Linked DNA regions of Homo sapiens: region 1 is linked to region 2. The links are chromatin contacts, found by Hi-C in ENCODE. All regions are on one chromosome and are shown on one strand. The core of a region is the stretch at or near the end of the contact, and the rest is flanking DNA. Distances in the headings are between cores, read along the strand shown. Region 1 holds the start of RSF1 (remodeling and spacing factor 1). Region 2 holds the start of SPCS2 (signal peptidase complex subunit 2).

Region 1 (4,172 bases), core at 201-2,700, 2.9 Mb before region 2:
CACCGCGCCCGGCCAAATTCTTTTTAGGAATTAGGTACTACATTGAGTTTTAAATGCACTCAGAAAATTCTCAAAGTAATAAATTATAGACTAAATAAATATAGCGGAATTCAGTCTAAATTATAGGAACTCCTTTTTTGATAACTAATATTTTTAAAGTACTCACTATGTGCTACGGCACTGTGCTAATCACTTTACTGTGATTTATCTAGTAATACCGTATGATGTAGGTACTATTATCACCCCACTCTAAGGAGTTCAAAGAAATAAAGAAACCTCCACAGTGTCATGAAGTAGCCCCGCTAGGACTCAGGCCTGGCTGAATCCAAAGCTCAGGCTTCTAAGCATAACGTGTACTGCTGCTTCTCAGGCTGCACATTCTATTTTACATTATTGGTAGTTTCTCTCTGGCGTTCTTTGTGGGAATGTTCACTGCCCCCGCCCCGCCCCGAAGTGGAACCCTGTCTTCTAACAAACTTTTCGCTGCTCCACCGTCTCCTGTCATGTTCCGCCTCTCAATGGAGTCCCAGCCCACACTCCGATTCTGGTCCCTGAACAGAGCCCCTTCCCCTCACACCATGGCCCCCTAGCAGAGCCTGGTCTCCTCAGATCCTCTTCTCCCAGCAGGGCCCCAACTCCTCACTCCGACGATTCCCCCAGAGTTCCGTTCCCTCAGATCCTGCTTTTCCAGCAAAGCTGCGATTCCTGTACCCCAGCAGAGAGCAATACCCCGTCGGCAAACTTCCACAGAGACATCTTACCGAGGTCCCAGCCCAGCCCCTAATTAAGGGCACACCTCTACCTTTCCCCTTCCCAACCTTCTCCCACAACTGTGCTTTCCCCCGCCCTATTCCCTTTTTCTGTTTATTAATTCTCCTCAACCTCTCCACCATCTCGTGGCCCAGTTTCAGGATTCCCCCGCAAACTCACCCACCGCACTGTCTCCTCAAAGTTGCGTTCCCAAACGGCGCAGTGCTCTGCCCGCACTTACGCTCCCAGCGCTGCTTCGGGATCTGCGCTCCCCAACTGCCCTCCGGGAATACGCCCTGCAGTTGAACAGCGCCCGAGGCCCCGCCCCCTCTGCGTCCATTGGCCATTGTTCTCGAGAAGTCCCGCCCCTCCCGCTTCCAGCCCGCCTCCCCGCCCCGCTTCCCTTGTTTTCATTCCCCCTGTCACACGAGGCAGTGGCAAGCCCGAAGGGGAGGAGAGAAGGGGGCGGAAAGAGGGCGGAAAGTGAAAGGCGCCGAGGGCCGCTCTGTCTCCCGTCTGACTCGGTTCTCGACTGCTCCGGGCCGCCGATGTATTGTGGGATCGCGGAGCCGTCCCTGAGACGCTGGGATCCGCAGAGGAGCCCACTTGAGAGCGCCTCCTGTCGTCTGTAAGGTTGCCTTGCCATCCCTCGGCACCACAACTTCCCCCGCCCCCCCATCGCCTCCTCCTCCATCCTCCAGTTCAAAATGGCGACGGCGGCGGCAGCGGCGGCGGTGATGGCTCCTCCGGGCTGCCCGGGTTCGTGCCCCAACTTCGCCGTAGTCTGCTCCTTCTTGGAGCGCTACGGGCCGCTGCTAGACCTGCCTGAGTTGCCGTTCCCTGAGCTGGAGCGGGTGCTGCAGGCGCCGCCGCCGGACGTCGGCAACGGAGAAGGTAAGCGAGGGGCCCGAACGCCCGGCGGGAAGCGGCCCTGGCGCTCTGCTACTCTCCGCTCTTCACAGGCGCCCCGGTTCTTCGCGGCTCGGGCCTCCGCGGCTCTGTCTTCCCCCTGGGACGCAACTCCGCCGGGCTGGTCTTCTCCGCCCAGCCCCCGGGGTCTTGGGCAGTGGGGAGGCGGGGCGGAGGCCCCCTAGGGCCACTCGGCCGGGCGGGGAGCTGAGGTGGAGGCGTTGCGGGCTAGGTGTGGGCTGGAGGCGGGGAGGGGTCATTGTGCCGGTCGGCAGCCCCGGGGACTGCTTCTCCGCGGCGGAGGGCGGCCCCCCACCCCGTCTCCCCCTTGGCGGCGGGGGAAGGGGAGCGCAGGTTCCGGCCAGCTTTGCGCTTTTCTCCTCCTCCCCACCCTTACTCCCTCCCCTCCTCCCACCAGTCTTCCCGACCATCTCGGGGAAGGCTGGGCTCGGCTGCTCCGGACACCTCCTTATCTCCCTTCACCTGGGTGGGCGGGGGCCAGCGGACACTCAACTCTCCCTCCCTCTGTTGGGAACTCCCCTGAGAGATTTGTCCCTTTTCCCTTCCCCTCGAGGGCTGCTTTAACCCCTAAAACTCCTTCCTTGAAGTGGGGAGGTCTGCTCCTCCCCCACGGGAGGGGGTTCTTCTCCATTCTCGGTAGGGGGGCGAAGTCGGTTCAGCTCCACTGTGGAGAGGAGAGGGTTAATTCCTCCTCCATAGTTCTCCTTCCTCTCCCCACCTCCCCCAAAATAATAGGCGAGCATCTCCCCACTTTTCCAATCCCTTCCCCCTTCATCTTGGCAGCCGGGCTTAGGCGAAGAAGTCGTCTCCCTCCCATTTGCACGGTAGGGTGGGGTGGTTAGTATGTAAGCTGGAGGAGGGGCTCTGACGGAGGGGGAAACAGTTGAAGAAGGTGCTTGTTGCTCATGTTTCTCTCTCTGGTGCCGCTGGTCTATTATTGGTGTTCGCAAGTGGTGCTCCTTCCACATAAGGCCACCGCGCGGGTGCAGGGCGCATGCTCTGCCCGGCCCCATTGAAACTTCCTGCTGCTGCTGCTGGTTCTTTTGCTGGAGCATCTCAGCGCTGCGCCTGCTGCCTCCAGCCTTCACACTGAGTGCTTATACTCACCCCCATTTATTCCCGATCCCTGCCTCTCCTTTTCTGGCACTTTTCTTTCCTCAGAGAAGGCTTTTTTGTTATACTCTGAGCATTGCCTTTATCTGGAAACAGCCCTTGGCTGGAGAAGAAACGTTTTCCAAATAGGTCTCTTTTTTTGTCCATATTAGCTGGCCAAAGTGGATTGGTTATTGTACAAGACAGATAGCTGTTTCCTTTCCAAGAAAGCAGGGTCGCTCTTCTATTCTCTATGTAAATGAAGAAGTTTCTGTTAACTGAATTTATTTGCATTGCTAGGAAGCGCCAAGTATGAAGTTCTTCAGAATATTACCTATAAAGAATCTGTATGATGTTATGGCTACCGAAGACTCAAATTAATACAGCAGTTATAATATAAGCCTAGTAATCTGTTCTTACCTGTCCACATTCCCTCTACCTGTAACAAACTGGCTTACAAAAGGCTAATTTAAAAAATAGTACAAAATAGGAGGGTGACTAATTACATTATATAAAGGCTTCTCACAGAATTTGTTTAAAAATTAAGCTCCCATTGTAGTAATTTCATTATCAAATTGTATTTACATTCTTTTTTATATTTTTTATTTTTATTTGTTTTTTGAGACGGAGTCTCACTCTGTTGCCCAGGCAGGAATGCAGTGGCAGGATCTGGGCTCACTGCTACCTCCGCCTCCCAGGTTCAAGCGATTCTCCTGCCCCAGCCTCCCGAGTAGCTGGGATTACAGGTGTGCACCACCGAGCCCGGCTAATTTTTGTATTTTTAGTAGAGACGGGGTTTCACCATGTTTGCCAGGCTGATCTCGAACTCCTGACCTCGTGATCCACACACCTTGGCCTCCCAAAGTGCTTTACAGGCGTGAGCCACCAAGCCTGGCCCGTTTTTTAATTTTTAAGAAGGTAGTCATTGTGAAGTAGGATGCCTTAGTAAGTTGCTTTTAGGATGCCTTGGGAAGTGATAGTAATGTATCTCTCAGAGAACGAACTGTGGGCATTTGGGGAAAGGATGGCTAGTAAATTGTTTTGGTAATTTCTTTGGACCAAGTTGAAATGCATAGGTTTTCTGGGATGGCGTGGTATTTTGGGTAGTATATGAGATTGCTTGAATCTACATTTATTTTAGGTATTTTGACCAGTGCATTTAGTTTATATTAATATCACAGGAATACAATATTAGAGTCAGTTGAATTGAATAGTGGTTCACTAAGTAAGTAAAAATGACAGGTAACCTGGGCTAAGAAGGATCATTTATTTCAGCCACTGCATTACCGTTGGTATAGAGTTGCTAAGGGGACTGATAATAATAGATCCTATCATAAGGTGATCTTAGAATAATTATTAATTAATGTTACACAGTTCAGAACACTTGGCAAATGAGAAGT
Region 2 (4,594 bases), core at 110-2,609:
TTCAAGGCCGCAGTGAGCTAAGATCCATTCTGGGCAATGGAGCGTGACCCCTCTCACAAGAGAAGAGTGTGAGAACCATGTCTTTCAAAACCAATGACACTCAAAAAGACAAGTAAAAAGACCTGGATCTTAACCCCTCAACATAATCATGTTTTCATTTCTTAAGCACCTACCATGTGTTATGCACAGGGAAGTCTGAAAGCTGTTTTCAATTATATTCAAAAATTCTGCTTACTATATTAAAGACACCATGCTTAACAATTCTCATCAAACCAGCCCAGGGCCCTACAATGAGAGAACTGGAAGGGAATTTAGAGTTAAGTCCCTCATTTTAAGGCTAAATCTCTCACTTTGCAGATGAGAAAACAGATATAGAGAGAGCAAGCATATTTCAAGGTCACAAAGCTAATTAGAGGCAAAATCAACACCAGGACGTTGTTCTCCGTGCAACTGTTTCTTCCAAGATGCTGTGCAAAGAGCAAGAAAGGCCAACCCAGGGACAGTTTTCCTTTTTTTCTTTTCTTTTAAACCCTTGTTGCTAGGACTGCAGTTAAAAAAAATTTTTTTGGATGAGCAGAGGGAGGAAAGGGGCAAGCGTGAGCGGGCAGCAGTGCACTTGGTAGCAAAGAGGGAGGTGGAGGGAAGAGAGGAGAGGGCGGGGAAAAACAACAGGAAAAAAAGAAAAATCTTAAAGGCTTCTTGTCAGCCCAGTAGAACAGTCAATACTCAAATATTTTCAGTATTCGCCTATCATGATAAAACGCCTAAAAACTTCAGTAAGCAAAAGGACAAGAAGCACTTTGGAATCTGTAGCAGCACGCAAGGGTGATGGTGGTAGAGAGTTTGGGGGATACTGATTCTTTAATCTTTGGGCTTCGGTTTTCCGTGTCTGTGAAATGGGCACTGACAACAGTGCACCCAGCCCCCCAGGAGAAAAGAGATGGACACGATTAAATATAGGAAAAATCAAATTACCGAAAAAGGTGTGGCGACCAGGACCAGAACACTTGCGAGAAAAGAAGAAGTTCTAAAGAGGACCGGGTCCAGGTTTGAAGTGTGATGAGGGCAAGGGCAGGCTCCAAGCGTGCGTAGGGTTGTGATAGTGGTCACACAAGGGCTCCCCTCAAAAGGCCGTAGAAAATAAGGGAGACCGGGATGGGAAGGTTGGCTCGCCGCCTCCCAGGCCTCCCCAGGATTCAACTGTTCCCAAGAACCGGCTCCTCACCTTATCCAACAAGCCGCTACGGCCACTTCCTGTCCCGCAGTTGGAAGCACCACCAGCCCCACTACAGCCTCCGCTACCACCGCTTCTCCCGCCCTGTACAGCTGCCGCCGCCATCTTGTCCGCCTCTGCGTCTCCCTCCCCTCCGACTTGTCTGAAGCCGATTGGCTGGAGCTGACAGCGTGACGCGCCGCGCGGAGTCAATCGGGATCCGTAGTTTGGGTCTTGCTGGCGCGAGGTAGTCAGAGGACGTGGCCGCGGGGCTTGCTGGGACTTGAGGTTAGACGTCCCGGCCGTCGGTTGCCGCCTACACTGTCTGCCGTCGCGTCGCAGTTACTAAGGCGTGGGGAAGATAGCGGCAGGCACCGCAGTGGAGCGGCTCCGAGATCCCCGGGGGGCTCGCAGGCGCGCATCCCTCCTGACTGGGACGTCGCCTCCGCAGACCCCTCGGAGGCTGAAGCGACGCCGGAGGCAGGTGCGACTGAAACTTAGTTTTCGAATTCGAGTCTTTCTCCGGCCCAGGTGTGGAGTTTCCAAAGGAGTGGGCAGGAGCTTGTCCTTCATCCTTTTCTAGCCCGGTTGTGGCACTTACCGATTATTCTCTCAAGCAGCTGTCATTTTAGCTGTTTGTAATGTTTTCGTGTTAACGGAGAACTCGCGTTTACTGAGTGCCTACAGTCTGCCAGGCAGTATCCTATGTGCACTTCCAGCCATCCTCTCTCTCACTGAGTCCCACAACAGCCCTGTTAGATGAGGAGGAAACTAAAGAACCTACCCAAAGCCAGATAGCATGTATCTGAACTCGGTTTTCAAGCCGGCATTTAAAAAAAATCAAAACCAATATATATCCCTTCTGACACTCTGCTTTTACGGTTTTAGGATGTAATAGTATTCTAGATTTTAATTATTTTTTTCACAAATGTATATTGAGCACCAATATTGTACTAACGGATACAGGGGATCAAGATAGACCTGGTTGCTACTCTGGTGGACTACTACTCCATGACAGAGTTATCAAATAGCAGTATTGTATTATACCATGCTCTATTACGTTGTATTTTAATTAATTTTTTTCACAAATGTATATTGAGCACCAATATTGTACTAACGGATACAGGGGATCAAGATAGACCTGGTTGCTACTCTGGTGGAACTACTACTCCATGACAGAGTTATCAAATAGCAGTATTGTATTATACCATGCTCTATTACGTTGTATTGTTTTTTAATTCCTATATATCCCCCATAAGCGTCTAAAGAATTAAACAAATATTTTTGAGTTTCTTACTATGTAACAGGCACTATTCTAGTCACCAGGGATATATCCCTGAATAAAACAGACAAAAACTTGTCTTGGGGAAGCCAAAATTCATGTGAAAATAATTATCTCGGCCGGGCGTGGGGGCTCATGGTTGTAATCCCCGCCAAGGCAGGCGGATCACCTGAGGTCAGGAGTTAAAGACCAGCCTGGCCAACATGGTGAAACCCCGTCTCTACTAAAAATACAAAAATGAGCCGGGCGTGGTAGCGGGCACCTGTAATCCCAGCTACTTGGGAGGCTGAGGCAGGAGAATTGCTTGAACCGGGGAGGCGGAGGTTGCAGTGAGCCGAGATCAGAAAGAAAAGAAAATAATTATCACTAAATAACTAAATTATTACTAAAAAGAAAATAAATATCACTAAATAGCAATAACATCAGATGATATTTCATTACCTCTGTGAAGCAATCCGTGGACACTAGTCAGATCCCCTGTAGCTTGTTGTTGCAGTTTATCTTTTACAACTTCTCATTTTTCTTTTATTTAAAATAAAGTGAGATGATACAGCATTGCCCTAGTCACTTTTTATTTTATTTTTTATTTTTTGAGACAGAGTCTCACTCTGTCACCCAGGCTGGAGTGCAGTGGTGGGATCTTGGCTCACTGCAACCTCTGCCTCCTGGGTTCAAGCAGTTCTTGTGCCTCAGCCTCCCAAGCTGTAGTCTTTGTAGCTGGGACTACAGGCACATGCCACCACACCTGGCTAATTTTTATATTTTTAGTAGAGACAGGATTTCGCCGTGTTGGACAGCCTAGTCTTGAACTCATGACCTCAAGTGATCCGTCTGCTTCGGCCTCCCAAAGTGCTGGGATTACAGGCATGAACCACCACACCAGGCCAACTTCTCATCTTTCAAGATCCAGCTTTAATGTCACCTACCCTGTGAAACTATTTCTGATACTTGCTTCTTCTTTCTTCACCCACTGCATGAAGTGCTCCTGTGGCATTTTGTTCATGGGTTGGGTTAGTTCAATTAACAATCATTGAGACTCTTCCTTCAGTAGGCCAGGTCCTGTGTGAGATGCAGGATAAAGAGATAAGTACAGGCTCACGCCTGTAATCCCAGCACTTTGGGAGGCCGAGGCGGGCGGATCACGAGGTCAGGAGATCAAGACCATCATGGCTAACATGTTGAAACCCCGTCTCTACTAAAAATACAAAAAATTACCCAGGCATGGTGGCGGGCGCCTGTAGTCCCAGCTTCTAGGGAGGCTGAGGCAGGAGAATGGCGTGAGCCCGGGAGGCGGAGCTTGCAGTGAGCTGAGATAGCGACACTGCACTCCAGCCTGGGTGACAGAGCAAGACTCCGTCTCAAAAAAAAAAAAAAAGAAAAAGAGGTAAGTAGGACCCAGGCCTGACCTGACCTTGGAGATACTCACAGCCTGTAGTGAGGTGGGGAACAAACAAGGAAGCAGGCATTATAATACAGTGTGGTATAGTGCCTGTATTAGTCCATTTTCACACTGCTATAAAGAACTGCTCAAGACTGGGTAATTTATAAAGGAAAGAGGTTTAATTGACTCACGGTTCTGCATGGCTGGGGAGGCCTCAGGAAATTTACAATCATGGCGGAAAGGGAAGAGGCAAGTCTTACATGGCAACAGGCAAGAGAGGGCAAGAGTGTGAAGGAGGAACTGTCAGTTATAAAACCATCAGATCTCGTGAGAGCTCACTCACTATGGTGAGGACAGCATGGGGGACCACCTCCTTGATCCAATCACTTCCTACTAGGTCTCTCTCTCAACACATGGGGATTATGGGGATTACAATTCAAGATGAGATTTGGGTGGGGACACAAAGCCTAACCATGTTAGTGCCTCCATTAAGAAGTGGGCCTGATGGCTGGGCAAGGGGGTTCACGCCTGTAATCCCAACACTTTGAGAGGCTGAGTTGGGAGTTTGAGGCAGCCTGGGCAACATGGTGAAAACCCATCTCTATCAAAAATATAGAAATTTAGCTGGGCATGGTAGCACACGTCTGTGGTCCAGCTACTTGGGAGGCTAAGGTGGGAGGATTGCTTGAGTCTGGGAGGTGGAGGTTGCAGTGAGCTG

What was found. A loop is a pair of places that touch in the nucleus more often than their neighbours do. Pooled maps may share reads with other maps.
Region 1: a map of CD8-positive, alpha-beta T cell shows a loop between it and region 2 (26-fold over the local background). The contact joins the promoter of RSF1 here to the promoter of SPCS2 in region 2. A Hi-C loop is called at or near these places in 2 of 168 maps with a recorded cell type or tissue (CD8-positive, alpha-beta T cell and naive thymus-derived CD4-positive, alpha-beta T cell) and 7 of 50 pooled maps.

What each region holds. Positions count from the first base shown.
Region 1 is chr11:77,818,000-77,822,171 of GRCh38, reverse strand. RSF1 (remodeling and spacing factor 1) reads left to right here and starts at 1,450. Exons shown (of 16, transcript NM_016578.4): 1 at 1,450-1,644. The coding sequence starts at 1,458. AAMDC (adipogenesis associated Mth938 domain containing) reads right to left here and starts at 1,028. Exons shown (of 4, transcript NM_024684.4): 1 at 931-1,028. RefSeq lists silencers at 991-1,150, 1,741-1,830, 1,971-2,060 and enhancers at 1,251-1,390, 1,401-1,570, 1,123-2,095, 2,691-2,800, 2,096-3,069.
Region 2 is chr11:74,946,031-74,950,624 of GRCh38, reverse strand. SPCS2 (signal peptidase complex subunit 2) reads right to left here and starts at 1,359. Exons shown (of 5, transcript NM_014752.3): 1 at 1,226-1,359. The coding sequence starts at 1,339. XRRA1 (X-ray radiation resistance associated 1) reads left to right here and starts at 1,534. Exons shown (of 19, transcript NM_001378157.1): 1 at 1,534-1,697. RefSeq lists enhancers at 1,105-1,154, 457-1,311, 1,235-1,454, 1,585-1,644, 1,765-1,814 and 1 more.